Linked DNA regions of Homo sapiens: regions 2 and 3 are each linked to region 1. The links are chromatin loops, found by intact Hi-C in ENCODE. Cell type or tissue: B cell. All regions are shown on one strand. Each heading gives the region's core, and the rest is flanking DNA. Links, peaks and the distances in the headings are about the cores only.

Evidence for each region. A loop is a pair of places that touch in the nucleus more often than their neighbours do. Peaks named below come from ENCODE experiments on the same cell type or tissue, not always from the same donor. Only the 100,000 strongest peaks of a DNase experiment are listed, where the experiment ranks them.
Region 2: it touches region 1 in a loop (14-fold over the local background); 48 of 110 quality-filtered maps call a loop at or near these places.
Region 3: a loop joins it to region 1, with 17 times the contacts of the local background. A loop is called at or near these places in 62 of 110 quality-filtered maps.

Annotation. Positions count from the first base shown.
Region 1 is chr4:1,163,833-1,172,909 of GRCh38, forward strand. SPON2 (spondin 2) reads right to left here and starts at 8,751. Exons shown (of 6, transcript NM_012445.4): 1 at 8,712-8,751; 2 at 8,020-8,242; 3 at 7,431-7,654; 4 at 7,167-7,358; 5 at 6,570-6,744; 6 at 3,100-3,824. The coding sequence starts at 8,239. The coding sequence ends at 3,640. All of the region lies in intron 1 of LOC124900647 (nascent polypeptide-associated complex subunit alpha, muscle-specific form-like), which reads left to right. RefSeq lists enhancers at 3,229-3,478, 7,931-8,646, 8,647-9,077 and a silencer at 3,305-3,588. In B cell, for the core only: CTCF peaks have their summits at 3,518 (motif pointing right) and 3,722; DNase peaks (open chromatin) are centred at 3,519, 3,939, 4,809, 5,425 and 1 weaker place; H3K4me3 peaks cover 1,333 bases; H3K27ac peaks cover 1,046 bases.
Region 2 is chr4:1,349,158-1,354,157 of GRCh38, forward strand. It overlaps UVSSA (UV stimulated scaffold protein A), which reads left to right. Exons shown (of 14, transcript NM_020894.4): 3 at 367-697; 4 at 2,558-2,678; 5 at 3,873-4,256. Among named protein-coding and RNA genes, the nearest start is that of UVSSA, 4.4 kb to the left of the region's middle. RefSeq lists a silencer at 1,794-1,962. In B cell, for the core only: CTCF peaks have their summits at 2,888 (motif pointing left) and 3,088; DNase peaks (open chromatin) are centred at 2,864 and 3,339.
Region 3 is chr4:1,263,321-1,274,083 of GRCh38, forward strand. No RefSeq gene overlaps it. Among named protein-coding and RNA genes, the nearest start is that of CTBP1-DT, 19 kb to the left of the region's middle. RefSeq lists an enhancer at 4,509-4,638. In B cell, for the core only: CTCF peaks have their summits at 4,830 (motif pointing left) and 5,031; DNase peaks (open chromatin) are centred at 4,521, 4,811 and 6,613; H3K4me3 peaks cover 848 bases; H3K27ac peaks cover 3,379 bases.

The sequences.
Region 1 (9,077 bases), core at 1,165-6,164:
CTTTCAATTATAGCGACTTGTTTTCTTGTTTATTTAATCTTTGTGTTGTGCTCGTTGCCTGATTTTGATTGTTGGGGCTCACACTAGGGACTGGGAAAGCTCCTGAGGAGAGAATTGCTCCTGTCCTTTCCTATATCACAGGGCATTGCTGGCCTCGAGGGTCCCTCTCCATGTGGGGTGCTGGGTTCACCTTTTCACTCTGCTGCTAGCCAAGCTCACAGCAGCCCTCAGGAGCCCTGTCTCTCCCAGCTGCTCATGAGCTTGTTTCTTTGGCCTGACACCACCTCCTTGCTCCAGCCTCAATGTGTGTGTTTACTTATTTTTAGAAGTGGGGGTAGAAAGTGGAGTCCTCCCTGCATCTTATGAAAGGGGCAGTGTCTCAGAGCTGTATCCATCCCGTTTCGCCATTCTGTGGGTGGAGGGTGTCCCCTGAGAGTGCCAAGGTAGGCGTCTGGATTGTGCCATCCACACACCCTCTTCTACAGCTCCAATGGAGTATGGTGGGAGTGGAGTTAGGTGTCAGTGCTCAGTTCCTCAGCCTACCATCTTTGCCAGGAACTCCCTGCCCATCGCTTCTCCATGTTCTACCCTTTGTCTTCCTCCCCCAGTGCCACAGACCCCTCAGCCCCAGTCCCCATGGCCTGTGTGTTGTTGCTGAGCACAGTGGGCCATTCCATGATTATCCTCCTATGGCTCGGACACTGTGGACTGCCGACCACTTCTCAGCACAGTGGGCTGGACCAACCCTCACCCTGTAGGCCCAGCAGCACCCTGGAGCCCAGCGTATCCACATCCCACTAATATGAGGGGCATGCAGTCTCAGTGTAGTTGTGGAGCCCCTCCTTCTGGCCCAGGTGCCCCCCGTCCACCTGTGGCAGCACAGTGTGCAGGGGGCTACAGACCACGAATGGGTCCCTCAGGTGTGAACTTGCCCTCACTTGCTCACTGCCCCCCTGGCTCCCCATGCTGACCCAGTTGGGACAAGGCCTTCCTGAAACTGGGATGGGGTCAACTGCTTGGGTATCTCTGGGAGGCATGTTAAACGCAGGTCTGTAAGTATTCACGTTGCGTTTTCATCAAAACAAACCCAGACTCATCCATTTCTTCCCATGTCCACGGGTGTCTCTGAGGCCCAAACCTCTCTCTTTTGGGACTATTGCAGGGGCTTCTCCTCTCCATTTTCCTGTCTATACCCACTACTCACTGCTGTCAAGATGGCGGCCACTGATGCAGTGCTGTTTCTGCACTCTGCGCCTTCCCGTGCTCCCCACCTCATTCAGGAGAGGGCAGCCACATAGGTCCTGTCTGATCCACCCTCCGGCCAGGCGGCCCCTGTGGGATTCCTCACACAGCATTCCATTACCGGATGGCGTTCCCCATTGGTCTCCTTCAAATCTCAATGCCTCAGCACAACAGTGGCCGTCCTAGTGGCGTGGGGGCCCCAGAGACTTCTGTGATGGCACCCACGTCAACACATGCCCTGGGGCCCCAGAGACTTCTGTGATGGCACCCACGTCAACACATGCCCTGGGGCCCTGGAGACTTCTGTGATGGCACCCACATCAACACATGCCCTGGGGCCCCAGAGACTTCAGTGATGGCACCCACGTCAACACATGCCCTGGGGTCCCTGAGGCCAGGAAAGCACAATAGCCTCTCACCTGGGCAGTAAATGTTCTGGCCCCAAAGTGACGCCTGTCCTACCCCAGGGACCCCCAGCTCCATGCTCCAGGAGGGAGGGCAGGTGGATCCAGGTGTCTGCAGGAGTCTGCACCACAACCCCTTCCCCAGCCTTTCAGTGATCCTACAGGACTTCACAGGCTCCACAGTAGCGCATGGTTCTGTGAGTCTGCTCTTGCAGTCTCTGCCCTTTGACTGGAGTGTTGTGTCCGTCTGTCGAGGCTTCAATGCACCACCCCATTGTGCTGCTCTGGTGTCTTTGAGTTTAGAGCTCCTGGCGAGGTTAACTCGGTCAGCATCTTCTCCTGGTCATGCCAGCCCCAGCGGCCCGGTGGCTCTGACCGTGGAGTTTGCCATGTGCTCTGACTCAGGAGCATCAAGGCTGGTGTTCTGTGCGTTTTATGGGTTCTGATTGTGGGTTCATGTTCCTGGGGATCCTCTTGAGTTCCAAGTACACAGTGTGATCTCTACACAGGATTTACGGCCATTCTTTCAGGGGCCTCCTGGCATTGTCAGTCCCAGGAACCTTAAGAAAACTTTAAGCCAGGGGTTTTTCAGATCTCCACGTCACCTCAGAGCTCATGCGCCCGTGAGCTTGGGCTTAGTTCATTGTTTTCAAGGATGGTGGGCGGGGATGGCGTGCAGGGTGGTGGGAGCTGGGCCTGGGGTCTGGTTCTAGAAGCATCAGGGCTGGAGGGCCTTAGACAGTTACGAGGAAGGGTCGTCTACCAGGCCTCGGTGAGAGAAGTGAGCCCCCACCTTCCAGTCACTGGGAGAGGACTGAAGAAGCAGCCATCCCCCAAGCATCTCCATCCTCAAACCACACAGAGCTCCCGCCCAGGCACTGAGAGGGCCCTGGGGTTCCACCAGGTGAGTGGCACTGGTGGGGAGGCCTGGGGACCCCTGCTGCAGAAAGGGCCACGACAGATTACAGTGAGCCCCTGAGGACATCTTTGAGGTTGGGGCCTCTGAGCTCAGGTCTCAGGAGGTGTCTGCTGGTGGCCTGATGGGCTGCGAGGGTCTTGGTGGTCAGTGGCCCCCCCATGAACAGCAGCAATGCAAGCTGCTCCCACAGAGGAGGGGGCAGAGTGAGGGCTTCTGGGGCCTCGTCCGGATCTCAAGGTGCCCCTTGTCTGAGCTTCTGATCGTCCTGTGGGCAGGCGCGTGCCTGCCGGGTTTGTGGATGCATCTGACATGCCATTTGCTGTGTCTTCTGAAATCCTGTATGGGCCAGGGGTGGCGTCTGTTGTGGGGAGATCTGTAGGTCTCAGGCCTGCCTCCCACACACACACAGAGCACGTGCCTCATGGCCCTGACGGCAGCACCAGGCGCCTTCTGAATGTGTGTCCCCAATTAGCGCACACCACGGGTCCCTGCACTGCACGGGGCCCAGAACAAGTGTGGGGACAGCCAGGGACATTTGTGAGCAACAGAGATAGTCTTTATTCAAACGCAGAGAGATCCATAACATGGAAACACTGACGCTTCCGAAACCGCCCCATTTATTCACTTCTCAAGTGGCCCCCGCTTGGATGCGCCCTCGGGAGAGTGGGCTCAGCACAGCCTAGAGCACCAGGTCTGAGGTATCTGCAACCACGTGGGAGCCAGGCCCCTGGACGATGAAGGACAATCTCCTGGAGCAGCAATAACTTATAAGGAGACATAATTTAGAGTAGCTGGAGCCTTGGGGATGACTTTATCCTGCAGGAGGAGGAGGCTGAGAGCAGACGGGACACGGGGGCCCCTAAGAAGCAAGGTTGGGAAAGGAGGAGGCTGTTTCCCAATGCCCGTGCCGGCCACCAGAGGGCCCTTCAGTGCAGAGATGGTCGGCGCGGCCTCACCGCGGTCAGGAGCAGCGCGAAACCCCCTGTGCCCTCGGCCGCCTGCAGCATGAGCCTGCACAGGAGCCCCCGACACCCCATGGCTCCGGGGGGCCCCAGGGGCTGCGGGGCTCTGGTCTTAGACGCAGTTATCAGGGACGCACTCAGCCTCTTCTTCGAGCTCGGGGCAGGGGCTCCCGTTGTTGGCGGGCTGGACCCGGACGTAGCGAGTCCTGCTCTTGGTCCCGAGCCTCCCACAGTGGCCTCCGCACAGTCCCCAGGACGACCACAGGGAGACCTCGCAGTCCAGCGGCGTTTCTGGAACTGGACCAAGCAAAGGGGAGACCGAGGTGAACGCTCGCGTGAAGAGGCGCTTCGTACAAACGGAAGCCACCTCCCACCAACGTGTGCATTCATCAGAGGCCACGCCCACCCTTCGGGGGCACTTGCGTTTCTCCGCACAGTCGCAGAGTGAGCGGCAAGATGGGATGGCACCATAGCAACCTCGGACACAACCTAGGGACTGGAGTTGCGCGTTTCTACGTAAGAGCCGGAGCTGCCGCTCAAGTCCCTGTGGTGGTGGAACTCCCACATCGTGGCAGAGTAAGGGGCCCCTGGGAACCCCGTGGGAACCCCGGGAGAGGGCGGACACCCCTGCTGTAGAAAGCTGCTCTGCCCGAGCCTGGACCCAGCTGCTACATTTACCCGAATAACAGACAGGGGCACCTGATTAGCTGTCTTGCGGGACCTGGACCCCCCACAGGACTCAGACCTTTTCAGTATCGTTCTCGTTTCCCTGTGTCCCATCTGGTTCCATAATTTTCATAAATTTAAAAATCATCATTTGGTGTTATGGTTAAGTCACTTGGTAATTTCCATGTTTCCAAAGCAAAGTGAAAACACCTCTTTTGCACCCCACAGGCCAAGCCAGCCAGATGGACAGTGTTTCTCTGGCTGTGTGGCCCAGAGCGGGCAGCCCCTAAGGAGGCCAGGAGCCCCGCCTCACTCTGCCGTGCACGGGAGGACAGTCAGCAAGGGCTCGGCTCTCCTCACAAATCTGCGAGTACCCTGCTGCCAGCTTTGTGGCTACTGAAGGATGAGAGAGAGTGGAGAAGGGGGTCAATGTGCAGGTGCAGTGCCTGGACTGGTCTGGAAGCCCTGGCCAGGCCCACACCTGGAGCAGCCCTCTCCAGAGATGCAGGAACAGGGCTTGCAAAGACCTTGGGCGCTGAGGCTTCGCAGGGGCACTGGTGTAGAAGCCAGAGAGCCAGGGCCCCGGGCAGCCCACCTGGGGAGCACACAGAGCTGCTGGCAGATCCCAGCACCCCCCAGCTTCCTGACTGAAACCGAGGTGGTGGGAGCGCCCCTGCCCTGGCTGCAATGAGGAGTCAGTGAGCACTGGCAGTGCCTGTTCTACAGCGAGGGCCCCACCACAAGCCTCTCCAATGCTGCAGAGCCCTGTCAGGAGGCCTGGGGACAGGCATCCAGCGTGTGAGCAGGAAGCCAGAGCTGAGCCAGGCTGGCTTGGCGTGGACCTGGCGGAGCCTCCTGGGTGCCAGCCGCCACATGCCCATCCCAGCCTCTGCCCTCGGGAAGCCAGAAGTCACAGGAGAGACCCTTGTGGGCGGTGGTCTGTGCTCCGTCCCCACTGCCCACTCTGGTCCCTCGGCTGGCACAGCTGGCTCTGTCCGTCTCCCACCCTTCTCTCCATGTCCTGCCTCCTGCTCAGAGCTCATAGCACAGTCTCTCCCCACCCTTCCCCTGCAATACTGCTTCTGCTTGGCCACAGCTGACTTTATCCCTCTCCTAGCCCAGGGCACTGGCCATGTGCTCCCCTGCCCACTGTGGCCCAGTGCCCCCAAATGTGGGGCAAACCGCACCTCTCTGGACCCTCTGCCCACGAGGGGCTCTTCCCGCCAGACCAGTTGCACACCACGAACAGTGCTGGCACGTCTGCCTGTTGGGTAAGTGGCTCGGGGACATCTGCTTGGAATGGGGCATCCGCGTGGACAAATGAGTGAGGAGCCCAAGCCTGCACTGGGCAGGGGCAGCACCGAGGCTGGCACAGGGAGGCCCAGTTCATCCCAAATGAGGAGGGACCCAGGACTGGGCACAGTCTCTGTCTGGGGAGTGGTTCCCGCCAGCCAGGCGGCCTCCTGTCTGACCTGACCTGGCCCTTGCTTCCAGGGACGGCTGACAGTAAGCTTGTAATTACTGCTGCTCCTCAAGACGACATCTGTCCCTACCACATGGCTTGGGGGGCAGGTGTGGGGCGGCCCCGTACCTGCCTCAACTCCAGCCAGCAACATGGAGGGTGGAGGACGACGGGGCCCATGGCCAGGTTGGTGGGCTCCAGTTCCTCCTCGGGAAAGTCTGAAGTCCGCTGTTGTCTGGGGCCTACACTGACTGTCCCACACCCATATCAGGTGAGACCCAGAGACCCAGAGCCAACAGGCCCTGACCCACGACCCAGCAATGCGCTCCAGACCACAGGCGCTCCGTGAGGCCAGTGGCTGCCACCCAGCTGAGTAGGGAGGGAACTGCCACTCGGCCCCAGCGTTCCCAGCCTGCCCTGTCCAGCAGGTGCCTGGAAGAGCTAGGAGAATGCTCATCAGCACCTGCCCCGCCCCAGGCCAAGGCGCCTGTGAGCAGAGCCCCGAGCTGTGTGGTGGCTGGGTCCCGAGACCCCCACAGGTGCCCTGCAGCATAGCTGTCACCCGGTGGCCACACAGGGCCATCCTAGCAAGCTTCCTTGTCAGCTGTGACACACAGGTCACCTGTGGGTGCGTGTCTGACAGGACAGAGTCTCTCAGGTACTGTCTGGAGCCTCCTTTCATTCTTTCCTCTGGGCTGTGGCCCTGTAAGATGCTTTCAACTGCAAATAATGTGCAAGAGTCACATCTTCAGTGTGTGAATCAACAGAATCCTAAATCTTCTAGGCACCATCTTGCAGTACGCACTACGAATCCCTACTTGGAATTTCTCAGAGCCTTAGGTTCGGGTTTGGTGGTCGCCCTGTGGCAGGGTTCGGGGCTGCTGTGTGTCCCATGTGACCTGTATGTCCGTTACCTGAGGCGCTGTCTACAATCTCATTGTCCCTGCTGGGCAGGACTGGGGCGGGAGGGATGAAGGCCCTGGGGCTCTGTCGCAGCCGCACCAGTGTCACCCTGGCGATGGGAGGCAGGGCCTTCAGCCGCGGGTAGTAGAAGGAGTTGGCCGGGTGGCTGGGAGAGGAGGACGTTATCTGGGGAGGAAGAAGAGGAGGTTGGCCTGGGGTCCGAGAAGCCCACCTTCTGGTATGCGTATGGCCTCACTGGGGCCACTGCCCAGCGTCCAGCGTGCCCTCTGCACCACTGTTGGGGACAGGGTCCCATGTACTCCTCTCAGCCATCCCACGGAACACGGGCTGGAAACCGAGGCCAGGAAGGGGCAGCCTCCTCGGGACGCGCGTCCCGCTGTCCTCCCTGCGGTGCTGTGACCCCGGGTTGGGAGAGTATGGGAGGGCTGCACCCCCTTGCTCACTGCTGGCGCTAGAAGCAGAGCCTCTTCCACACAAAAGCCGCAAGCGGCTGTCCTGGGCTGGGAGGCGAGGGTGCAGCCAGGCCCCAGCCCCGTCCCCACCGCGGGGGCCATAGCGGCCCTTGCGCACGCGGGGTGCCCACTCACCTCGGTCACCGTGTCCTGCGGGATGGTGGCGAAGTTGGGGGAGGAGAAGGTGAAGCCGCTGTCCGTCCCGGCGTCGTAGGGGTACAGGTCCAGCGCCGCCTGTTCCCGCCAACGGTCCCCGTCGCACAGGTCCAGGCTGTCCACGCCCACGAACCAGTCGGGGCTGGGCACGATGCGCACCACAAACGAGACCTGCGGCGACAGCGGCTCAGCGCGCCTGGCCCCGGCCCCCCGGACCCCGCCCCCGGCCGGCCCCGCGCTCACCAGCGAGTGCCTGCGCTGCACCTCCAGCTCCGCCGACGTCTGCCCGGTGCCGCTGGGGACGGCGGGCGCCGAAAACACCGCGTGCACGCTCTGCAGCGCCTCCCCCGCCGCCTCGATCTCCTTCATCAGCGCCCAGGCCTCGCCGCGCTCCGCAAAGTCGCGCAGCCCGTTACTGACGTACTGGTTCTTCCTCCACATGCTGTAGTCGGAGCTATGCGCGGCCCCTGCAGGACCACCCGGCCGCGCCGCGGACCATGGTCAGACACTGCGGTCGGGCTTGGATTCCAGGGGGCGCCCCAGGAAATCCCTCCCCGCCGCCCGCAGGGAACCATGGCCCCCAGTCACGTCGGACCGTGACACCCTGTGGCTGCCCCTGCCGCGACCCACCTGCGCCCTCCCCGTGAGCGCCCCCTGCCCCCACCGCATCCCCGGAACCGCACACCGCAGGCGCTCGGCAAACATTCTGGTGTTAGAGTCTCCCGACGTCAGCACGCCCCAGACTGGGAAGCGCCGCCGTGCAGCTGTGCGGGGGGCTCCGGCGCCGCAGCCCTCCTGGTGGAGCAGGAGGCGAGGAGGGGGCTGTACTTACCCAGCAGCGAAGACCACTGCGCAGGGGGGCGGAACAGGGGGTACTGCTTGGGGAAGGCCGTCTGGCTCCACTTGCCCGTGAAGGTGATGCTGTATTTGGCCAGGGCTCTGGCGGAACAGATGGACTCTCCCCCAAGAGGCTGGCCGGCGGCGCCGAGAGTGGCCAGGAGGAGAGCGCAGAGGGCCTTGCCCAGGGCGGCGGCCGGGCTGGGGTTTTCCATCACCTGGGAGCACAGAGGGGAGCAGCCGCGCGCTGGCACCGTCGTGGCAGCCTCGGGGTGGAAAGCCGAGAGGGCTGCGGCACTTTGGGCTCTGAGGACGGCCCCGAGCACCCGCGACCCCCTCCCTGCTCCGCAAAGCTCTCCTGCGGTGCTTCCGAGACCCCCATCAGCGGAATGGACGGCGCGGGGTTAGATCGCCCGTGCGCCTGCGAGCGACCAGGGGTAACGGGCAGGTTTTCAGTCCGAGTCCCTGCAGCTTGCCGGGCCGGTCTGGGTGCGGCCTCCGGGATGCCTTCGCCGTCGCAGGGACCCGGGGCCTTGGCCGACTGGCTGCCCCCGGGACTAGACCCTTAAAGCTCGGTCGCAGCCAGTCCTGGGGGTCCCTCTGGAGGTGCCACAAGGTTCTGGGCCGCGGGGAAAGTGCAGGAGGCCCGGGCCCTCTCTGGGTGTCCCGGGGGCACGCAGTACTCACCCGGCAGGAGCAGCGGGAGCGCGGCCGGCAGCGGTCGGGTCCCAGCCAGAGCCCGGAGCTCCTATTTAAGCCCGAGGCCGGCGCCCCGGGCCGGCCAATGAGGCTCCAGTTCCTCCTGTCTTCGATGCTGCACGGCCTGGCCTCCAGCGAGAGGCAGATAGGACGTGGGAGAAAGGAGGAGAAGGGGCTGCGGGGGCGGCGGGGGCTGCCGCTTTCCCAACTCGCCCTGCCCAGCGACCTTCCCCGGGTCGGATCACCCTCTTCCCCTGGCAGTGCTGCCGCACCCCTTTCTTTGTCTGTCTGTCCTATCCCTCCCCTCCCCTCCCTGTCCCCTCCCTTCCCCTCCCCTCCCCTCCTCCCCTCCCC
Region 2 (5,000 bases), core at 1-5,000, 180 kb after region 1:
TGTAATGCCTCAGTTGTGAACACAGCTGTAGATGATGTAGGTGGATAGATGGGCGACGTTCCAATGACACTTTGTGAATGAACACCGACATTTGAAGTGTATATGATTTTCACATTTCACCAAGTATTTTTTGTTTGTATTGACATTCTTGGCTTGTGGGCCACACAGAAACAGGCAGGGGCTGGGGAGGTAGATGTGGCCCTTGGGCAGTAGTTTGCAGACCCTGCTCTAGAAAAGGGGAGAATGAAGATGGGAAGGCAGTGGTGGTCCCTGCCACACGTGCGTGCGGCATCCATGCACGGAGAGTCTCCCCCCGCCCATCCTCTGCGTGTGGGGCAGTTGGGTCAGGCCAGCTCGCATCCCCAGGTCTTCAGAGGAGCAGCTGAGCCGCGCCTACCGCCTGCTGATAGCACAGCTGACCCAGGAGCACGCCGAGATCCGTCTCTCAGCCTTCCAGATTGTGGAGGAACTCTTCGTCAGGTCTCACCAGTTCCGGATGCTGGTTGTTTCCAACTTCCAGGAGTTCCTGGAGCTCACGCTGGGCACAGACCCCGCACAGCCTCTGCCGCCCCCCAGGGAGGCGGCACAGAGGCTGAGGCAGGCGACCACCCGGGCCGTGGAAGGGTGGAATGAGAAGTTTGGGGAGGCCTACAAGAAGCTTGCCTTGGGCTACCACTTCTTAAGACACAACAAAAAGGTAGGTGGGCCTGGCCCATTTTTTCAGAGACTGGTTACCTGACGTGAGGAGGGCAGACGATACCAGGGTGAAGATGCGCCTCCTGTTGAACCTAGCACAGCAGGGGCCTGCTTGGCCTTGCCTGAACACCCAGGCTGCCAGACCATCTGTGGGGTGTGGGAAAGAGGGCAGCATCTAGGGTCACGGCCTCCCTGAGAGGGGCGGCGCAGCTCTGAGAGGAAGAGCATAAGCTTTATGTGTGGGTGGAGCTGAGGCTGCATGTGTCATTTTTTATGTGCGTGTAGGAGACAAAGGAAAAGCCAAATCCAACTTTTCAGATGCAACGTTTTCTGTGACAGTGGCCCCTGGACTCTGGGACCTGTCCCAACCTTGCACTTTAAGGCTCCACCCGCACCCTACTATGGGCTCGGGCTGGTGCCTGGCATGATGAAACCCACCAGGATCTGCCACTGTGGCCTGAACCCAGCCTCATTGCCCAGACCCTACCGTGCCCCTTACCCCACCTGCCACGAAGGCTCAGTCCTCCCCAGTGCAATGACCCAGCCCTGCTGGCTTCCCTGTGTGCCCTTGGAGTGCCCTGTCTCCCAGGGTTCATGCTCAGGGTTTGTTTCAGACTCCTGGGTCCAGTCAGCAGCCTCTGCCTGCTAATGGAACAAGCACACTGCTCTCCTACCTGTGAGGTACTTGGGGTGAGAAGTCTCGTCACCTCTTTTAAGTTAGCAGACGTGCTGGCTTTCCCGGGCTCAGACAGCAGAGAGACGTGCATTGTGTTTTGTTGTAATGCACTGTGAACACCTGGGTGTGAGGGTGCACACCCACAGTCCCACTGACTCTGGAAGCCGAGGCTGGTGGATCACCTGGTCCTGGGAGTTTGAGTCCAGCCTTGGTAACACAGCAAGACCGTTGTCTCTTAAAAAAAAAAAAAAAAACTACTGTGAACTTACAGACGCATAGGGCTCTTGGCCACGCATGGGTGCTGTCTTTTGTTAGGCCTACTTGAGCTTTATCTTCCTCACATTCTGTATAGATAGCTCTAGTTTTTGTTGTTGTTGTTGATGATGTTGTTTTTGAGACAGGGTCTTGGTTTGTCACCCAGGCTAGAGTGCAGTGGCGCGATCTCGGCTCACTGCAACCTCCGCCTCCCTGGTCCAAGTGATCCTCCTGCCTCAGCCTCCCAAGTAGCTGGGACTACAGGCACACGCCACCACACCTGGCTATTTTTTGTTTTTAAGATGGAGTATTGCTTTGTTGCCCAGGTTGGAGTGCAGTGGTGCGATCTCAGCTCACTGCAAGCTCCACCTCCCGGGTTCACGCCATTCTCCTGCCTCAGCCTCCCAAGTAGCTGGGACTACAAGCACCCCCCACCACGCCCGGCTAATTTTTGTATTTTTAGTAGAGATGGGATTTCACCGTGTTAGCCAGGATGGTCTCAATCTCCTGACCTTGTGACCCACCTGCTTCGGCCTCCCAAAGTGCTGGGGTGACAGGCATGAGCCACTGTGCTGGGCCAGCCCTAGTCTTTATTTTCTTTCTTTTTTTTTTTTTCTTTGAGACAGAGTCTCGCTCTGTCGCCCAGGCTGGAGTGCAGTGGTGCGATCTTGGCTCACTGCAAGCTCCGCCTCCCGGGTTCACACCATTCTCCTGCCTCAATCTCCCAAGTAGCTGGGACTACAGGCGCCCGCCACCTCGCCTGGCTAATTTTTTTTTTGTATTTTTAGTAGAGATGGGGTTTCACCGTGTTAGCCAGGATGGTCTCGATCTCCTGACCTCGTGATCTGCCTGCCTCAGCCTCCCAAAGTGCTGGGATTACAGGCGTGAGCCACCGCGCCTGTCCCCTAGTCTTTATTTTCAATTGCTCAGGTGGATTTTCAAGACACGAATGCTCGGAGTCTGGCAGAAAGGAAGAGAGAAGAGGAGAAGCAGAAGCACTTGGATAAAATTTATCAAGAAAGAGCCAGCCAGGCGGAGAGGGAGATGCAAGGCAAGTGTCCAGGACGGAGGGAGGGGCCCACGCCTCTGAGGGTTGCCCGTGGTCCAGCAGTTCATCCTCCTGGTCCCAGGGCCCCAGCCGCAAGGAACCCAGGTTTTGAGACAGGCTAGGTGGAGAGGATTCAGGTCGGGCCGGAAGGCGTTCTTAGCCGTAGGCCTCCCAGGCTGTCCATGCCTCTCCCGCGCCCTCTGGTGGTCACATTCATCCACGCCCGTTCGCTGCGCGGACCTCTGGGCAGAGATGCCAGGCACAGGTGTGCCTGTGGGCAGTGGTCTGAGCCCCAGCCTGGCTGAAGGCCCTGCCACCTGTTTATTTTGTGGCTGTCTTGCCCTTGCCAGCCCCTTCCCCAAAACTTCACTGTTTGCTTCTCGGCAGTCAGCCTTTCTTGTGAGGGGCACCACGAGAGTGTGAGGAGGGGGTGCCACGGCCCTCCTGAGACACCTCCTGATGTGGGCGGAGGCACGGCCCTGTGTCTTCAGACTACATGTACCCCAGATCCTTCTCCTGACAGACTGTGGTCCCAGGTGTGGGACCTGCCACAGGCCACTGGAAACGCAGGCCTCAGGGCAGCTCACAAGGCAGGCAGCTGGGTGCCCAGACAATGAGGAGGCTGCCAGGAGGAAAGCTGCTCCGGCCCGGGAGGTGTGGCATGAACGAGGCTGTTTTGTTGCCCTAGGGAAGAGGTGCAGCCGTGTCCTGGGAAGTGCAGGTGGGCTGACCTCCCCTGCGCACTCGTGCTTGCTACCCAGAGGTACACAGAGATTGCCTTGCAGGCCCAGCTGCTGAGCTGGGTGCTCTAGTAAGCGGTTAAAAAGTGCAGCACACGACTGGGCGCGGTGACTCATGCCTGTCATCCCGGCACTTTGGGAGGCCAGGGCAGGCGGATCGCCTGAGTCCAGGAGTTTAAAGCCAGCCTGGGCAACATAGCAGGACCCTGTTTCTACAGAAAAGTTAGTTGAGCATGGCATCACGTGTCTGTAGTCCCAGCTAATCAGGAGGCTGAGGCGGCTGCACTACCTGAGCCTGGAAGGTCGAGGCTGGGGTGAGCTGTGATTGCACCACTGCATTCCACCTGGTGCTGAAAAGTGACACCCTGCGGGGAGTGGGCCTCTGAGTGTGGTTTTGAGTGGGCTGGTGCTTTTGCTCCACATAGCGCAGCAAACAGGTGTCTTGATCTTCCGGCAGAAATGTCTGGAGAAATTGAATCCTGCTTGACGGAGGTAGAGAGCTGCTTTAGGCTGCTGGTGCCTTTTGACTTTGACCCGAACCCGGAGACGGAATCCCTTGGCATGGCTTCTGGCATGTCCGATGCCCTTCGCTCCTCCTGCGCGGGCCAGGTGGGCCCCTGCCGGTCTGGCACCCCTGACCCCCGGGACGGGGAGCAGCCCTGCTGCAGTAGAGACCTGCCTGCCTCTGCAGGCCACCCCAGAGCGGGCGGCGGGGCACAGCCATCCCAGACAGCCACAGGTGACCCCTCAGATGAGGACGAGGACAGCGACCTCGAGGAGTTTGTGCGGAGCCACGGGCTGGGCTCGCACAAGTACACGCTGGATGTGGAGCTCTGCTCAGGTAACTGCCTTCGCGGGGTCTCTGTGGCGCCACCCTGCCCCGGCTCCCGGGTAGGCTCCTCCCTCACTGGCACCCGGCCCAGGAGCCTGGGGATGCAGGGGCCTCCCCTGGGGAGCTAGGTCAGGGGTCACCACCAGGTTTTTCCTTTCTGTGTGGCCTCTGCACTGGGCTCCCCCCACCCATGCCAGGCCTCTGTGGCCACAGGGACACTTCTAAGAGCTCATGGCAGCCCCCACCTCAGTGAGGCTGTGGGCAGAGTAAGGACCCACAGGATTGGGGTGAGGTGGGGTCGTGAGGCTGTTGCGGTCCTCAAAGGATGAGGGAGCACAGGCCTGACCTCCAAGTGACTGGATCCCTGGGCAGGCTGTGTGGGCATCCCGTCAGCTCACAGGCCTGTCAGGGTCCCGTGTCGCCATGAGGGGTCAGGTAGCACCGGCCCTTGCTGGGAGGAAAATGTGTTCCAGAAATGGCCACGGGCAGCCTTGGCACTGCAGCCTGGGTGGGTGAGGATTGCAGAGACATAGCCGCCCCCGCCCCCCAGCCCCAGCTTCCTCCCAAGCCCCCTGCTGCCCCCCTGGGGTGTGAGTGGAGGCTGGGGCCCTTTGCGTATGTGTGTGGCTTCAAATCGCTCTCTTTGAGGAACCTTCTTCTTTGGAAGCAGGCACAGCAGGTGTCCCTTCACCAGGGCCAGGAGGCAGCCGGGCTGGGAAGCTGCTGGGAGAACTGATCCTCGGGTCTCAGCTG
Region 3 (10,763 bases), core at 2,530-7,529, 100 kb after region 1:
TTGTACTAGCATGGGTCGACTTCTGGGCACTCTATTCTGTAACATTGATCAATGTGCCTTTTCCTCCATGAATACCACATAACCTTCATTACTATGGTTATATATAGAGTAAGTCTTGAAATGGGACATACTGATTTCTCCCATTTTATTCTTATTTATTTACCTATTTATTTATTTATTTTTTTTAGGCAGAGTCTCACTCTGTCACCAGGCTGGAGTACTGTGGCGCGATCTCAGCTCACTACAACCTCCGCCTCCCAGATTCAAACAATTCTCCTGCCTCAGCCTCCTGAGTAGCTGAGATTACAGGCGTGCACCACCACGCCCAGCTAATTTTTTGTATTTTTAGTAGAGACGGGATTTCACCATGTTGGCCAGGATGGTCTCAATCTCTTGACCTTGTGATCTGCCCACCTCGGCCTCTCAAAGTGCTGGGATTACAGGCATGAGCCACCACACCCAGCCTCTTATTTTTATTTTTTAGAGACAAGGTCTTGCTCTGCCACCCAGGCTGGAGTGCAGTGGCACGATCATAGCTCACCACAGCCTCAAACTCCTGGGCTTAAGTGATCCTCCCATCTCAGCCTCCCAACTACCTAGGACTACAGGCGTGGACCACCATGCCTGCCTAATTTTTTAAAATTTATTTTTGTAGAGACAGACTGTCACTATGTTGCCTAGGCTGGTCTGAAACTACTGGCCTTAAGCAATCCTCTCACCTTGGCCTCCCAAAGTGCTGGGATTACAGGCATGAACCATTGGACTTGGCCCATTTTATTCTTTTTCAAATTGTTTTAGCTATCCTGGTTCCTTTGCGTTTCCATACAAACTTTAGAATGAGCTTATCTGTGGGTTTTTTTTCTTTTTTTTTGAGGTAAAGTTTCACTCTTGTTGCCCAGGCTGGAGCACAATGGCACGATCTCGGCTCACTGCAACCTCCGCCTCCTGAGTTCAAGCGATTCTCCTACCTCAGCCTCCCAAGTAGCTGGGACTACAGGCACGCACCACCACACATGGCTAAGTTTTGTATTTTTAGTAGAGACGGGGTTTCACCATGTTGGCCAGGCTGGTCTTGAACTCCTGACCTCAAGTGATCTGTCTGCCTTGGCCTCCCAAAGTGCTGGGATTACAGGCATGAGCCACCACGCCCAGCCAACCCTCCCACTTCTATTAAATAAAATGTCTGGGGAGCTGAATTTGGGCTGAGCTCCTGCACTAGACCCCAACAGACCAAACTAAAACGTGCTACGTGGCACATAATCAAACTGGAACTTTAAAAAGAACCACAGGAGGCCAGGCATGGTGGCTCACACCTGTAATCCCAGCACTTTGAGAGGCCAAAGCAGGAGGATCACTTGAGCTCAAGACCAGCCTGGACAACACAGTGAGATCTCATCTCTACAAAAAATCAAAAAATTAGCTGAGGGTGGTGGCACACGCCTGTGGTCCCTGCTACTCAGGAGGCTGGAGTGGGAGGATCCATTGAGCCCAGGAGATGGAGGCTGCCGTGAGCCATGACTGAGCCATTGCCCTGAAGCCTGCGTGACAGAGCAACAACCTGTCTCAAACAAACAAACAAACAAAAAACACCACGAGAAATCCCCAAATGGGCCAGTTTTCCAAAAACCAGAAGATTCATGGCAACCAATCAAAAGGGGCCCAGTCAACCCAAGCCGGCATAATCAGGAAGTCAATCCATACAAGGAAAATAGCCTCAGGAGAGCCGGGCTGCTTGTGCTGTGATGGTCCTTGCTACTGAAGCTGCCTTGTCATGGCTGGTCAGCTGCCATGCCCAAAGGAGCTCCTGTCTGTTTTGCAGGCTGGGTGCTGCCCAGTTCATGAATTACTAATAAAAGACAATTAAGCTGGGTGTGTGGTGCACACCTGTAGTCCCAGCTACTCAGGAGGCTGAGGTGGGAGGATCGCTTAAGCCCAGAGCCCTGGCAACCTAGCAAGACTCCATCTCAAAACTCAATTTGCTGAAATTTTGTTCTTTGATGGTTTCTATCCTTAAAACAGAACCAGCTGGAACCCTCTGGAAAGTTCCAGAACCACCAGCATCAGGGTGGCCAAGACGTGGGCACTGCCAGACAGGGGACCATGTGGGGCCAGAAGAAATTATAGGACATAGCAGGTCTCAGACATGACCAGAGACTGCTGCCAGTGGTGGAAGGCTTCCCTGAGCGTGATGACCTGGCCACTCCACAGGAAGCCTCCACACCCAAGGTTAAAGGTGTCCAGCTGCGGCCAGGGTTCCGGGGTACCTGTGGATCCCGTGACGTGGCACCGAAGATCTGAGCTGTGCAGAGGAGCTGCACCACAGAGGCCAGGTTTCCGTGTGGAGAACGCGCATAATGGGAGGCCTTGAGCTGAGACCCAGCCCCCGACCCCCACCCCCACCCACCAGCAGGGGATTCTCCTCAGGGCCTCACAGAGCACCACGTGGTGTCATTGCTGGTCCTGCCATAGCTCCCAGGACCAATGCTTCCCAGAACTCCCTGCTACATAAATACATCCGGTCCCTTTCCCTCGAGATCTTGAAAAGTGAAGACTTCACTTGGCAGTAACGGTAAAACATTTCAACATGGTAAGTTGTCATTTTATGCACACATGGAATGGTGGCCCATAAAGGGCCTGGGGGTCCAATATCCTACATACTGGACTCCTCATTAGTCCTCTGAGTCTTCTGTTCCCCAACACACTGCATTGGGATCAAACTGAATTTGCAGCCAGGCATCATAGCTCATGCCTGTAATTCCAGCACTTTGGGAGGCTGAGATAGAGGATCACTTGAGGCCAGGAGTCCAAGACCAGCCTGGGGAACATAACGAGACCTTGCCTCTAAAAAAAAAATTTTAAAAATTAGCCTGGTGTAGTGGGCATGCCTATAGTCTTAGCTACTAGGGAGGCTGAGGTAGGAGGATCACTTGAGCCCAGGAGTTCAAAGTTATAGTGAGCTAAGAGTGCATCACAGCACTCCAGCCCGGGCAACAGAGCAAGACCCTGATTCTAAACACACCTATACACACACACACACACACCCCACCACCAACAACAATGAAAAACCCTGAATTTACATCCTTCACGATAAAGTGATAGCTTCTGTGACATTTGCACAGAATTCTGAGTAAAGTTGCCTTTTCAGTCACATCTGTTAATGTTGACAAGACATAATCTAAAAATCAAGAGGATGAGAATAGAAGGACCACTTCCCTTCTAGTGACCTCCTGGACCACACCAAGCACCAACATCATGAGGATCCAAGGAATCTCTGGAAAGTTCTATCTCCAGAAGATACCCTGAGAACACTTAGGCCCTCCCAGACCACATGAAGAACCAACGTCATAAGGATCCAAGGCATCCCTGGAAAGTTCCTTCTCCAGAAGAAGGATCCAAGGCATCTCTGGAAAGTTCCATCTCCAGAAGATTCCCTGAGAACACTTAGGCCCTCCCAGACCACACCAAGCACCAACATCATGAGGATCCAAGGCGTCCCTGGAAAGTTCCCTCTCCAGAAGATTCCCTGAGAAGACTTAGGCATGATCTTAAATAAATATTCCTGTTGTTTAAAAGGCCTTAAATTCCTCATATTTAAGCTGTTGGGAGTCCCTTGCAATTCCATATACACTTGAGAATCTACTTTTATTTCTTTGAACAGGGCTGTTGGAATTTTGATAGGCATTGTGTTGAATCTGTAGATCACTTTGGGTAGTATTGACATCTTAACAATATTAAGTCTTCCTATCCATGAATATGGGATGTCTTTCCATTTATTTAGGTGTTCTTTAATTTCTTTTAGCAATCTTTTCTATTTTCAGCATACGAGTCTTTCACCTCCTTGGTTAGACTTATTTCTGAGTATTTAATTCTTTTAGATCTTGTTGTAAATGGCATTGTTTACTTAATTTCCTGTTTGAATTGTTCAATACTGATGCACAGAAACAAATGAATTTTGCGTGTTGGTCTTGATGTGTTGATCTTGTAACTTTGCTGAATTTGTTTATGAGCTATTGTACCTTCTTGTGGGTTCTTTTGGATTTTCTATATGTAGGATTATGTCATCTTCAAATAGAGATCGTTTTACCACTTCCCATCCATTTGGGTGTTTTTCATTTCTTTTTTTGTCTATGTAGGGGCCAGCCCTACAGGGTCTGTGGGTTTTTCTCCCCATGTGTGGAGACAAGAGATTGTAGAAATAAAGACACAAGACAAAAAGATAGAAGAAAAGACAGCTGGGCTCGGGGGACCACTACCACCAAGACGTGGAGACCGGTAGTGGCCCCGAATGCCTGGCTGTGCTGTTATTTATTGGATACAAAGCAAAAGAGTAAAGAGTGTGTCATCGCCAATGATTGATAAGGTCATGTGAGTCATGTGTCCACTGGACAGGGGGCCCTTCCCTGTTAGGTAGCCAAAGCGGAGAGAGAGAGGACAGCTTAGGTCATTATTTTTTCTATGCTCTTTTTAGAAAGATCAAAGACTTTAATACTTTCACTAATTTTGCTACTGCTGTCTAGAGGGCGGAGCCAGGTGTACAGAGTGGAACATGAAAGTGAAACAGGAGCGTGACCGCTGAAGCACAGCATCACAGGGAGATGGTTAGGCCTCCAGATAACTGCGGGCGGGCCTAACTGATGTCAGGCCCTCCACAAGAGGTGGTGGAACAGAGTCTTCTCTAAACTCCCCTGGGAAAAGGGAGACTCCCTTTCCCAGTCTGCTAAGTAGCGGGTGCTTTTCCTTGGCACTGATGCTACAGCTAGACCATGGTCTGCTTGGTAATGGGCATCTTCCCAGATGCTGGCGTTACCGCTAGACCAAGGAGCCCTCTAGTGGCCCTGTCTGGGAGTGACAGAGGGCTCATACTCTTCTGGTCACTTCTCACCGTGCCCCTTCAGCTCCTATCTCTGTATGGCCTGGTTTTTCCTAGGTTGTAATTGTAGAGCAAGGATTATTATAATATTGGAATAAAGAGTAATTGCTACAAACTAATGATTAATGATATTCATATATAATTATATCTATGATCTATATTTAGTATAACTTTTGTTATTTATGTATTTTATTACACTGGAACAGCTCGTGCCCTTGGTCTCTTGCCTCGGCACCTGGGTGGCTTGCCGCCCATAGTCTATAGCATTGGTACAACTTCCAGTATGCTGTTGAATAGTAGTGGTGAGAGCCTTGTTCCTGACCTTAGGGGAAAAGCTTTCAGTCTTTCACAACTGAGTATGATGTTAGCTCTGTGTGTGTGTGTGTGTGTGTGTTTGAGACGGAGTTTCACTCTTGTAGCCCAGGCTGGAGTGCAATGGGTGCGATCTCGGCTTACTGCAACCTCCGCCTCCTGAGTTCAAGCGATTCTCCTGCCTCAGCCTCCCAAGTAGCTGGGATTACAGGCATGCACCACCACACCCGGCTAATTTTTTGTATTTTTAGTAGAGACTGAGCTTCTCCATGTTGGTCAGGCTGGTCTCGAACTCCTGACCTCAGGTGATCCGCCTGCCTCAGCCTCCCAAAGTGCTGGGATTACAGGCATGAGCCACCACCCACAGCCATGTTTTGTTTTTGTTTTTGGAGACAGAATCTTGCTCGTAGTCCCAGCTGGAGTGCAATGGCACAATCTTGGCTCATTGCTACCTCCACCTCTTGGTCTCAAGTGATCTTCCCACCTCAGCCTCCCAAGTAGCTGGGACCACAGGTGTGTACTGCCATGCCCAGCAAATTTTTAAATATTTTTTTGTTGAGAGACGAGCCTTCACTATGTTGCCCAGTCTGGTCTTGAACTCCTCGGCTCAAGTGTTCATCCCAACTCAGCTTCCCAAAGTGCTGGGATTACAGGCATGAGCCACCATGCCTGCCCAGCTATGGGTTTCTCATAATACCCTTTATCATGTTGAGAAATTTTGTTTCCATTCTTAGTTTTCTGAGCTTTTCTTTCTTAAATCATGGAAGGTATTAGATTTTGTCAAATACTTTTTCTGTGTAAATTGAGATAATTATGTGGATTTTTTTCCCTTAATTCTATTAATGTGGTGTATTACATTGATTGATTTTCTCATGTTGAACCATCCTTGCATTCCTAGATAAATTTAACTTGGTCATGATGAGTAGATGAACAATCCTTTTAAGATGCTGTTGCATTCAATCTGCTAATATTTTGCTGAGGATTTTGCATCTGTATTTGTAAGTGGTATTGGTCTGTACTTTTCTTTTCCATGAATGTCTTTATCTTGTTTCAGTATTAGGGTAATGCTGGCTGCATAGAATGAGTTAGGAAGTGTTCCTCCTGTTCAACTATTTGGAAACATTTGAGAAGAACTGGTATTAATTTTCCTTTAAATGTTTAGTTGAACTAACCTGTGAAGCCATATGGCCCAGGACTTTTCTGTGCTGGAAGGTTAATGAGTAATTTAAAACAAATCACTGATTTAATCTCTTTACATGTTATAGGTCTGTTGGGATTTTTTACTTTTTCTTGAGTCCATTTAGGTTAATGTGTGTTTTAAGGAATTTGTTCATTTCTCCTATGTTATCTAATTTGTTAGAATACAATTGTTGACATATTCTCTAATAATCCTTTTTATTTCTATAAGGCCATTTTCACATCTGGTTTCACTTCTGGTTTTTATTTGTGTCTTCTCTTTTTGTTCTTTGTCAGTCTACGCAAAGGTTTATCAATTGTATTGATATTTTTTAAAAAATCAACTTTTGGTTTTATTAATTTCCTCTATTTTTTTTCTTTTTTTGAGACAGGGTCTCTCTCTGTCACCCAGGCCTCAGTGCAGTGGTGCAATCATGGCTCACTACAGCCTCGACCTCCCAGGCTCAAGTGATCCTCCCACCTCCAGTCTCCCAAGTAGCTGGGACTATAGGCACATGCCACCACACCCTGTTTCACCATGTTGGCTAGGCTGATCTCAAACTCCTTGGGCTCAAGCGATCCTCCCACCTTGGCTTCCCAAAGTGCTGGAATTACAGGTATGAGCCACCACACCTGGCCTGTATTTTCTCTATCTCTTCTCTATTATTTTCTTGCTTCTGCTAATTATTATTTCCCTGCTTCTGCTAGCTTTGGGTTTAGTTTGCTCTTCTTTTTCTAGTTCCTTAAGATGTAAGTTAGGTTATTAATTTGAGATCATTCTTCTTTTTTGTTGTTGTTATTGTTTCTTTTTTTAAATTTAAATTTTTATTTTTATTTTACTTTATGTTCTGAGATACATGTGCAGAATGTGCAGGTTTGTTACATAGCTATACATGTGCCATGGTGGTTTGCTGTACCGATCAACCCGTCATCTAGGTTTTAAGCCCCTCATGCATTAGGTATTTCTCCTGATGCTCTCCCTCCCCTTGCTCCCCACCCCCGATGGGCCCTGCTGTGTGATGTTCCCCTCCCTGTGTCCATGTGTTCTCACTGTTCAACTCTCACTTATGAGTGAGAACATGCGGTGTTTGGTTTTCTGTTCCTGTGTTAGTTTGCTGAGAATTATGGCTTCCAGCTTCATCCATGTCCCTGTAAAGGACATGAACTCATCCTTTTTTATGGCTGCATAGTATTCCATGGTGTATATGTGCCACATTTTCTTTTTTTTTCTTTTCTTTTCTTTTTTTTTTTTTTGAGACAGAGTCTCGCTCTGTCGCCCAGGCTGGAGTGCAGTGGCGCAATGTTGGCTCACTGCAAGCTCCACCTCCCAGGTTCAAGTGATTCTTCTGCCTCAGCTTCCCAAGTACCTGAGATTACAGGTGCCCGCCACCATGCCCAGCTAATTTTTTTTTTGTATTTTTAGTAGAGATGGGGTTTCACCGTGTTAGCCAGGATGATCTCGATCTCCTGACCTCGTGATCCACCCGCCTCGGCCTCCCAAAGTGCTGGGATTACAGGCGTGAGCCACTGTGCCCGGCCACAAGCCACATTTTCTTTATCCAGTCTATAACTGATGGGCTTTTGGGTTGGTTCCCAGTCTTTGTACTCTTCTTTTTAACATAGGCATTGATAGCTATCAGCTTCCCTCTGAGTGTTGCTTTTACTGCATTCCCTAAATTTTGGTATATTGTGTTTTTATTTTCATGTATCTCTAATTATGTTCTCATTTCCCTTGCAATTTCTTCTTTGACCAACTGGTTGTTTAAGAGAGTCTTATTTAAAATAATTTCCATAACTTTGTAAATTTTTCAATTTTCCTTCTGGTACTGATTTCTAACCTCATACTGTGATGGTCAGAGAGATTCTTTTGTATGATACTGTATTAGTCAGGGTTCTCTTAGAGGGACAGAACTAATAGGCTATATTAGGGGAGTTTATTAAGTATTAACTTACACAATCACAAGGTCCCACAATAGGCCATCTGTAAGCTGAGGAGCAAGGAGAGCCAGTTCGAGTCCCAAAACTGGAGAATTTGGAGTCTGATGTTCGAGGGCAGGAAGCATCCAGCACAGAGAAAGATGTAGGCTGTGAGGCTAGGCCAGTCTCAACCTTTCATGTTTCTCTGCTTGCCTTATATTTGCTGGCAGTTGATTAGATTGTGCCCACCAGATTAAGAGTGAGTCTGCCTTCCCAAGTCCACTGACTCAAACGCTAATCTCCTTTGGTAACACCCTCACAGACACACCCAGGATTAACACCCTGCATCCTTCAATCAAGTTCACACTCAGTGTCAACCATCACAGATATCGATCCTTTTTAATCTACTCAGGCCTAACTTGTGGCTAATATATGGTCTATCCTGGAGCATGTCCTGTGCACACTTGGGTTTTGTTGTTGGGCGGAGGTTCTGGATGTGTCTATCAGGTATCATTGGGTTTGCTGTTGGGTGGGGGTTCTGGATGTGTCTATTAGGTTTCAGTGGGTTTTACTGTTGGGTGGGGGTTCTGGATGTGTCTATTAGGTTTCATTGGGTTTTGCTGTTGGGTGGGGGTTCTGGATGTGTCTATTAGGTGTCAGTGGGTTTTGCTGTTGGGTGGGGGCTCTGAGTATGTCTGTTAGGTTTCAGTGGGTTTTGCTGTTGGGTGGGGTTCTGGATGTGTCTATTAGGTTTCAGTGGGTTTTGCTGTTGGGCAGGGGTTCTGCATGTGTCTATTAGGTTTCATTGGGTTTTGTTGGGTGGGGATTCTGGATGTGTCTATTAGGTTTCAGTGGGTTTTGCTGTTGGGCAGGGGTTCTGCATGTGTCTATTAGGTTTCATTGGGTTTTGTTGGGCAGGGGTTCTGGATGTGTCTATCAGGTTTCATTGGGTTTTGCTCTTGGTTGGGGGTTCTGCTTGTGTCTATTATGTTTCATTGGGTTTTGCTGTTGGGTGGGGGTTCTGGATGTGTCTATTAGGTTTCAGTGGGTTTTGCTGTTGGGCAGGGGTTCTGCATGTGTCTATTAGGTTTCATTGGGTTTTGTTGGGCAGGGGTTCTGGATGTGTCTATCAGGTTTCATTGGGTTTTGCTCTTGGTTGGGGGTTCTGGATGTGTCTATTAGGTTTCAGTGGGTTTTGCTGTTGGGTGGGGGTTCTGGATGTGTCTATTAGGGTTCAGTGGGTTTTGCTGTTGTTTGGGGATTCTGGATGTGTCTATTAGGTTTCAGTGGGTTTTGCTGTTGGGCGGGGGTTCTGGATGTGTCTATTAGGTTTCAGTGGGTTTTGATGTTGGGTGGGGATTCTGGATGTATCTATTAGGTTTCAGTGGGTTTTGATGTTGGGTGGGGGTTCTGGATGTGTCTATCAGGTTTCAGTGGGTTTTGTTGTTGGATGGGGGTTCTGCATATGTCTATCAGGTTTCATTGGGTTTTGCTGTTGGGTGGGAGTTCTGGATGTGTCTATCAGGTTTCATTGGGTTTTGTTGTTGGGTGGGGATTCTGGATGTATCTATTAGGTTTCATTGGGGTTTGCTGTTGGGTGGGGGTTCTGGATGTGTCTATTAGGTTTCATTGGGTTTTACTGTTGGGCGGGGGTTCTGGATGTGTCTATTAGGTTTCACTGGGTTTTGTTGTTGGGCTGGGGTTCTGGATGTGTCTATTAGGTTTCATTGGGTTTTGCTGTAGGGTGTGGGTTCTGGATGTGTCTATTTGGTTTCATTGGGTTTTGCTATTGGGTGGGGGTTCTGGATGTGTCTATTTGGCTTCAGTGGGTTTTGCTGTTGGGTGGGGGTTCTGCATGTGTCTATTAGGTTTCACTGGTTTTTGCTGTTGGGCGGGGGTTCTGGATGTGTCTATTAGGTTTCAGTGGGTTTTGCTGTTGGGTGGGGGTTCTGGATGTGTCTATTAGGTTTCATTGGGTTTTGCTGTTGGGTGGGGGTTCTGGATGTGTCTATTAGGTTTCATTGGGTTTTGCTGTTGGGTGGGGGTTCTGGATGTGTCTATTAGGTTTCAGTGGGTTTTGCTGTTGGGTGGGGGTTCTGGATGTGTCTATTAGGTTTCACTGGGTTTTGCTGTTGGGTGGGCGTTCTGGATGTGTCTATTAGGTTTCACTGGGTTTTGCTGTTGGGTGGGGGTTCTGGATGTGTCTATTAGGTTTCACTGGTTTTTGCTGTTGGGTGGGGGTTCTGGATGTGTCTATTAGGTTTCATTGGGTTTTGCTGTTGGGTGGGGGTTCTGGATGTGTCTATTAGGTTTCAGTGGGTTTTGCTGTTGGGTGGGGGTTCTGGATGTGTCTATTAGGGTTCAGTGGGTTTTGCTGTTGGGTGGGGATTCTGGATGTGTCTATTAGGTTTCATTGGGTTTTGCTGTTGGGTGGGGGTTCTGCATGTGTCTATTAGGTTTCACTGGTTTTTGCTGTTGGGTGGGGGTT